Linked DNA regions of Mus musculus: regions 2 and 3 are each linked to region 1. The links are chromatin loops, found by intact Hi-C in ENCODE. Cell type or tissue: left cerebral cortex. All regions are shown on one strand. Region 1 overlaps Slc7a11 (solute carrier family 7 (cationic amino acid transporter, y+ system), member 11). Region 2 overlaps Gm31415 (a long non-coding RNA gene). Region 3 has its middle 140 kb from the start of Slc7a11.

Region 1 (2,500 bases):
TCCCACATTTCACAAATATTGTCCCCATCCTAGAGAATTCCACAGTTTGCATTTAGGGGTTTTCTTTCTTCTAAGGTTTGCTCTCACAGGTCTCAGTTACTCTTGGAGAACCATTTCTCTGCTTGGTGTTTTATCATCTATGCTTTGAATTACGTTGTATGGCAGGAGCCAGGAGGAGACAATGGATAATTTTTGCACAGTCTGCTTTCAGCTGAACTCTGAGTCTGGAGTTTAGATTGTAACCTTGTGGGTTTTTCTTTTTCTTTCCTTTGAGGTTCTCGGCCAAGGAGAGAAACCACAGCCTTCATTTCCCTTCACACCTTACAAATTTCTGCAAAGGTGAAACGGAACTAAGGTGGGTCATATCCCAGGGCATCCAATACACATCAAAAGCACGCCATGGAAGCAAGCCATTGCAACATCTCTGGCCTCCCAGAAAATGATACATGGAGCACCAACTGAGTGGTGAATCGGGATGTCAGGTTTATTCCCTCCTTCCTAACCGTTTTGTGAGGTTGTATCTACATTACTTGTTAATATGCATTACCAAAACAATAACAGCTGGCAGAGGAGTGTGCTTGTGGACATGAATCATAGAGAGGATTTCCGGAAGGTGCCCTTCTCGAGATGCGACGTAGAATAACCTGCGGGGAGAAAAACGGTGAAGTTGACTATAGAATCAATCATTCAAATGGGTAACATTCTTAAATCCCCGAAGCAATATGGACGAATCTTCCTCATGCTAGGCATCTTGACATTTCTTATCTGGTCATTTGAGTTGTGCTTTGGAAACAAAGGGCAGATTTCATCATAAGTCTCTTTTCAGGACATACAGTGTCTGGGAAATATCTTATATCACTCCGAGGAAAAACAATAGCAATATTGCACTGAGTGGAGTTCTCCCTATACTTGAGTAGCTGCTGGCAAATTCAGTGCTAGATTGCTAGTGTCAGTCCAAGCTAGCACTCATTCAGTGCACAGGTACACACATGTACATGCATGTTGTGTTAACATTTCTCTAATTTAAACTGTAACATAGACCAAAAAAAAAAAAAAAAAAAAAAAGATTTTTTTGTGCCATCTAACTAAGGAAAAAAAATGGTTACCGATGGTGGAGTGGTGATTTCTGCTTTCAATTTTACTCTTTTTCGTGGCACCTTCAGGAAAACAAAAGACTTTATCGCTAGAAATAAAGGCCGTTATAAGACCCTGTAGACTCACTCTTTTTAAAAATGCAGCATGCCTGGCTCAGAGTGGGCTATGTGTAGACACGCAGCGCCCTCTACTGGACAGAATGAAACCTGCTTCACTGGAATCTACGAGGAACTCGCATATCCCTTTAAAAACAACAGGTTCGGAGGAACTATTGCTTTTCTCTTTAAAAGTTATCCTTATCACATCCAATCTCTAAAACAAAAATGTGTTTCTGAAAATACATGAACTCCCTCACCTGGAGACAGCGAACACACCACCGTTCATGGAGCCGAAGCAGGAGAGGGCAACAAAGATCGGGACTGCTAATGAGAATTTTCCCAGCAGCCGCTCAGAGAAGGTCTGAGGAAGGAAAGAACGGAACAAATTAATGCTTTCCCCGAAAGTGGAATAAAATGAAACAATTTAGGCCAAACTTGCTCTTTGACTTTCTATTAGCCTGGTGCTACGTGAATGTTTTATAATCCTTCTTTTTCGTTAGGGTCAAACTGACTCCACAAGACAATCACCAGCAGCGGGTACCACGGCATTCCTTGTCTCAGACCTGTGGGCAAAGGTCTAAGCAGTCGCCTTCTCTGTCCCTCCAAAGCAACGATCCGTTTACTGACTCTTTATCAACTATCGCCTCCGATAAGAGGAAGGGGCTCAGTTCGGAAATTCTACATTTAGAGACAGAAATTGTTCTGCACAATCCCAGAAAGCCACCTTTGTATGAAGAGGTATAGATACACACTGGCGAGTGTTTCGGGTACTTGTTTCACATACCAACCTCAGTTCGGGAGGATAAATCAAAACAATAGACAAGTTGACCATTTCATCACAGGAGTGAGCCACTCTGGAGGTTCTTTACCGGGTAAGCCCTACCAGCTGAACCTGTTTATGGAGTCAGCCCTCCCCCACCCTAGGAGGCCATCATTTCCTTCCAGGGTTTCCTGTAAAAGGCTAGAACAAAATTCCAATCCTGACAAGCGACAGAAACTATAAATAAATGAAATAAATGGTAGACAAAGTTCTAAGCTTTCCTCCTAGGCTGTCATGGGGGTAGTCTTGCACATTTGTATAAAGGATGCTGTTTGTTGTTGTTGTTGTTGTTAATATAAGATTTTTTTTTCATTGTCCTTGATGCAGCTGGTGTTATGCAATTAGCAGACCCCATTATGCTTTCCACAAATTAGTGCTGCCCTTTGCCTAGAAACGTGAGGCAACCGACCAGACACCGGAAGCTTTGTCCATTTCACTGCCTGACAGCACTGCAGTGGACAAAGCCCTCAGACACTGGTTCACAGGA
Region 2 (2,500 bases), 1.3 Mb before region 1:
ACTGTAATGGTAAATTTGATGTGTGTACTTGTGTGTGCTATGACACTCACTTAATGGTCAATCCCAATCTTAATATTGCTGTGAAGGCATCCTTTATTAATTAATTTTACTGTGGTAGGGATCAAACCCTGATCCTTTGTGGGCCTTGTATAAACAAATCTTCTACCCCTGAGCTACACACGTAGACCAAGTGTGCCTCTCAGAGGGGTAAACATGAAATAAGACATATTACCTCCTAACATGAGGATGCACTTAGTCTAATTGATTGAGGACTTTAAAAGGTACCTTAGCGCTTTGACTAGAGCCTCAGCATTAAGTATTCCCTGATGTCTTCATCCTTTCAGTCTCTCTGGAATATTCTGAACTTATGAACCCCATAACATCCATCATAAATTACTTCTTTTCAGCCTGCATTATGTCTTTCTGTACGTATATGCATGTATATGTCCACACATACACCTATATCCCCACACAATCCTACACACTTACATTATCTTTGTTTAGAGAACGTAATTACCAAGGACGAGTTCATGCATGTACACAAGTTGGTCAGACTGTGGTCATAGTGGTATTTAAGAAAGCATAATTGTTTAAATTATCTCTTTCATTGTAGCAGCAAATATTGGAAATTCATAACTTTATTGTACCAGGCACAAAATAGTACAAATGATACAAATATGGTTGTAACATATGCTTATAACATTGCAAAGGATACTCTATGGATTTTAGCGCATTTTCATATGATTATTAATGAACATTTAAAGGAGGCTGCAGCCACAGTCAAAGGTTTGAAAAGGAGAAATTAAATTTAAATTTAAAAAGAAGAATCTTAGTGTAACACCAGCTATATTTTAAACAAGACGTAATGTATGCCTTGGAAGAAGGTAAACCCCCACTCTATTTTTTTCAAGGTAAATATTCTGTACACATTGATAATTTATATTTTTGGCCTGAACAGCTGTTGTTTAATCATTGTTTTTGCAGTAGTGCAAATGCAAAACATATTTTACCTTAATTAACTCATTAAGAGGAAAATAGCCAAAAACATCAGGCTTCTGAGAACACTGATTCTAAGCACATCACCAGGAATAGAATAGTACCTTGTTCTCTTTACAGCTGTGTTATAGCTCCCCGAATAATTCAATTAAAGGACGGCACCGAAGCACAGCAATACATGCAGTTCTGCGATCCAGTCTCTAGAGGGCTCTGCACATCACTTTTTCAGTCAGCCTGATTGCAGCAAACTAAACCTAAAGCAGATAGATACTCTGCAGCCAGTAAATGCAGCAGCCACTGTGCAGGGAGCTCAGAGAAACCCTTCTTTAAAAATTTTGTCTCATTTGCATACGTGTTTTAAGAAGCAAAACGTAAGTGCTTAGGTAGAGCCAACAGATAAAGGAAATAAAAAGGTCCATTTTTTACGTGTACGTGGAAGATCTTTCCTTCCTCTGATTTTCTCTCTGTCTCTGACCAACACTATGTGTGCTACACTGTTTCCTACATGCATCTGGTATTTGTAATTCTGCCAGAATTATTTATGATAGACGATGTTTAATTCAAGACAACAAATATTTCATTGATTTTTTTTTTAAACATTTCAGGATGAAAAGACAGATAAATGCCAGTGCTGTCATTCAGAAGGAACTTGTCTGGAATGCAGGATACACGCTGATTCATAATCTCCCAGTGTTCAGCTCCCACGGGCATTCTCACATGTAATCAAGTTGCTATACATCCTGAGAATATGACTCACAGAAAAAAGTCATTCTTCACTCAGGCTTAAATCTTGATGCTGACAAAGAAAACACAACCTTGTCTGGGAGACTGCAGTATCTATGAGATTTAACTGAATATACATCAAAATGGATGCCCCTCTCCTACTCAGAATTCTCAGTGAAAACAAGTCATGCTCTATTGTGGAAATTTCAAACCAAATACTTCTCATGCTCAAATAGAGCAAACTAGATGTTGATCAGTTTTGGGCATATAGCCTCTCAGGCTAGGGCAAAGTTCTCACCAGGTTCTGTGCTACTTGGCAATGTACCACTAGATATTTATCATGGAGTTACTAATGTAGAATAATACAGAATCTGTGATTAAATATTCCTTTGGTTAGTAGAGCTAGAGTCTCTGATAAGCTATCTGCTAAGAATAGGACATATACCAACGTATGGAATTCTGTACACCTAGGTGGTTCGATACATCATTAATGTACCACGATAGTGATATAGTTATAGGTAAAGGAAAATGAGGAATATTCTTCAATGTTGAATGATTTTTTAAAGGATCAAAGCAGTCTATGCTCAAGCAGACTATGTCCAGACCCTTGAAACATATAGTCCAACATTCTTCATGCCAAACTGACCTAAAACCTTACAGAGGCATTACCATTAAGCAACCATGTTACCTAGTTTCAGGTCCTGAAGTAGAAGATGTCAAAGCTAAATGACTCAGTACATTGCTTTTCTGTTTGTTTGCTTTATTTTGTTTTGTTTTGCTT
Region 3 (2,500 bases), 80 kb before region 1:
AAAAGAGAAACACTTAAAAAGGAAAACGCAGGCATTTGCAGCTGGAAGCTTGGAACGAAAGACCGACTCCTCTCACAGAAACAAAGACGTGCACCTGCCTCTCACCACCTTCTTTCTCTCAGCTGCTCAGATGCACAGGCCGTTGTGGGTTTTTTATCTTTCCGTAATTGCGTTGCTGCTTCAGCCAGGACGCTGTGGCATTTGGCCAAGGTTTCCCTGCATGGTTGCATTTTCTACAGAGATAAAGAAGGAAGAAGAACAGTGTTTAAAGCAACCCCTTCTTCATGGTGGTGTATGGTAGGGAGAACCGTGCTCCTGGTGCCCCAGCGAGTTGCCCACTGCCCTCCACCTCCCCGGCTTCCGCACTCAAAGGACAAGGGGGAAGCAAAGAGCTGTTAGTGATTTTTCAGTTTTTGTTTCTTCGTTGGCATAAGAGTGCATGGTAGTCCAGTTTGCTTGTTTCATTTTTCAGTGGTTTGATGGTTGCGCAGTCACCTAACAAAAGAAGCAACCAAGGGCTGAAGGAATCAAAGAAAGGAAGGGCCGGCTGGCCTGGCCTTTCTCTTTGGCTGGAAACTGCTTGAAGTTAATTGCTCACATAAGAAGAATAACTGCCGGTGCTATAATTGAATTTTTATGGAAATAAACAGGTGGCAGATTTACTATAGCTGTGGGGATGGTGGGGGGTGAGACGCTGTAGCTAACATTAACCTGTTTAATTTAATAGCCTGGATACTCATACAGGGGGGAAAGCAATGCAGCTCATGGAGTCAGTTGGATGCCAAATGTAAATAACTACAGTTACCCAAGCATGCCCATGTGGTTGAGCAAGAAAGGGCACTGGGCCAGCTTTGACTTAATTTCTGAATGTGTTAATTAACCTACTAGAAGTATGAAAACTCTTAACTCATGAAGAACCAACCTCCCCCCCCCCCAAAAAAAAAAGATCAGGATAAAGAAACACGAAAAAAAGAGAAAAATAGGATGACAATTGACAAAGACTCTGCTGACATGAATAGCAAGACCTAAGTTCTTGCTTTGTGGGGACTTGCATTACTGAAGGAGACTGCGCTGGGAGATGAGTGAAAAGCTAGCTCTGCGCTATGCTGCCCCCAAGTGGTCTAGTTTGGGAAATGCATATTTTTATTCTGAGGGAAAAAAATGTGTGTCTGCTTTTGACTTATTTATGGTCTTGATGTGTACTTTTAAGCCAATCAATAAAAAGTGGTTGTATTTAAACTTTCGAAGACTTTATTTCAACAAGAAACCAACATGTTAAACTCTCTGTACCTGTATTTTATTCATTTTTTTCTTTAAGAATGAAAGTGCATTTTAATGAAAATGAAGTCTCCTATGAAACAAAACCAGTCACCACGGGATATATCAGGAGACGGAATCCACTGTCACCTTCCCCCCGGATCCTGGTGGAATAAATTCCCAGGTGAGGCAGTTAGCAAAGCAATTTTCCCGTACTGAAGATTACACACAGAAAAGTAGACATGAGGCTGAAGTGGAGATTGTCAACGTGAAAAACAAGAAATAATTTGCATGTTATTTGACTCACCTGATTGAATACCTGAGATTTTAGGAGGCAGGGGACTCATCCTAGCACAATTGAGTTTGGGTTGTTTGGAGATTTGTGAGATGTTCTGTTTGTTTTGTTTTGATTACCATAAATTGAGCTATTAAATGAAAACTCCTGAACTGTGTTCTCCTTTCTTTTTTTTTTAATTCGTTTTTTTTAATTAGGTATTTTCTTCATTTACATTTCAAATGCTATCCCAAAAGTCCCCCAGACCCTCCCCCACCCACCCACTCCCCTACCCACCCACTCCCACTTCTTGGCCCTAGTGTCCCCCTGTACTGAGGCATATAAAGTTTGAAAGACCAAGGGGCCTCTCTTCCCAATGATCTAATGGCCTTGTTTCGTCTTTAAGCCCATTATGTTCTGCGAATATTTTCTACATGTGTCTTTCCTAAAGAACGTTGGCTGACCCACTGCAGCCGGCTGATCTATCAACTGCCTTTGCTCTGCATCACAAGATTTATTTCTGTGTAGAGACTGCAATAACTTATTAATGTACCTGGTAAACCCATTTATGGACCAGTAACTCCACATTCATTTCATCATTTAACATCCCCACCCTCCACTCTTACATGAAAGATTGCTCAACATCCTCACAGAAACTTTCACGTTCCTTAAATACAGGACCAAGAACATTGGTTCTCGTTTTTTATTTAATAGATGATAGATAGATGATATAAATACATACATGGATACATAGATAGATACATAGATAGGCACACAGATAGATGATAGATGGATGTGGATAGATAGATAATGATGATGTTAATGATCATGATGATAGATACATACACACATGATAGATGACAGATTAAAAGAGAAGTGATATATGTATAATAGGTAGATGATAGAAAATAGATATGTAGATGAGTAGATGCATGATAGATGATATAGTTTAGATAGAAAATGATAGAT

Evidence for each region. Peaks named below come from ENCODE experiments on the same cell type or tissue, not always from the same donor. Only the 100,000 strongest peaks of a DNase experiment are listed, where the experiment ranks them.
Region 2: it touches region 1 in a loop (4-fold over the local background); 6 of 42 quality-filtered maps call a loop at or near these places.
Region 3: a loop joins it to region 1, with 7 times the contacts of the local background. A loop is called at or near these places in 17 of 42 quality-filtered maps.

What each region holds. Positions count from the first base shown.
Region 1 is chr3:50,380,425-50,382,924 of GRCm38, forward strand. It overlaps Slc7a11 (solute carrier family 7 (cationic amino acid transporter, y+ system), member 11), which reads right to left. Exons shown (of 12, transcript NM_011990.2): 8 at 1,451-1,554; 9 at 548-644. Among named protein-coding and RNA genes, the nearest start is that of Slc7a11, 62 kb to the right of the region's middle. In left cerebral cortex, a CTCF peak has its summit at 1,287 (motif pointing left); DNase peaks (open chromatin) are centred at 1,291, 2,013 and 2,469; H3K4me3 peaks cover 977 bases; H3K27ac peaks cover 792 bases.
Region 2 is chr3:49,092,799-49,095,298 of GRCm38, forward strand. All of the region lies in intron 2 of Gm31415 (a long non-coding RNA gene), which reads left to right. Among named protein-coding and RNA genes, the nearest start is that of Gm31415, 32 kb to the left of the region's middle. In left cerebral cortex, a CTCF peak has its summit at 1,197; DNase peaks (open chromatin) are centred at 1,248 and 1,698; H3K4me3 peaks cover 456 bases.
Region 3 is chr3:50,300,020-50,302,519 of GRCm38, forward strand. No RefSeq gene overlaps it. Among named protein-coding and RNA genes, the nearest start is that of Slc7a11, 140 kb to the right of the region's middle. In left cerebral cortex, a CTCF peak has its summit at 1,120 (motif pointing left); DNase peaks (open chromatin) are centred at 240 and 1,101.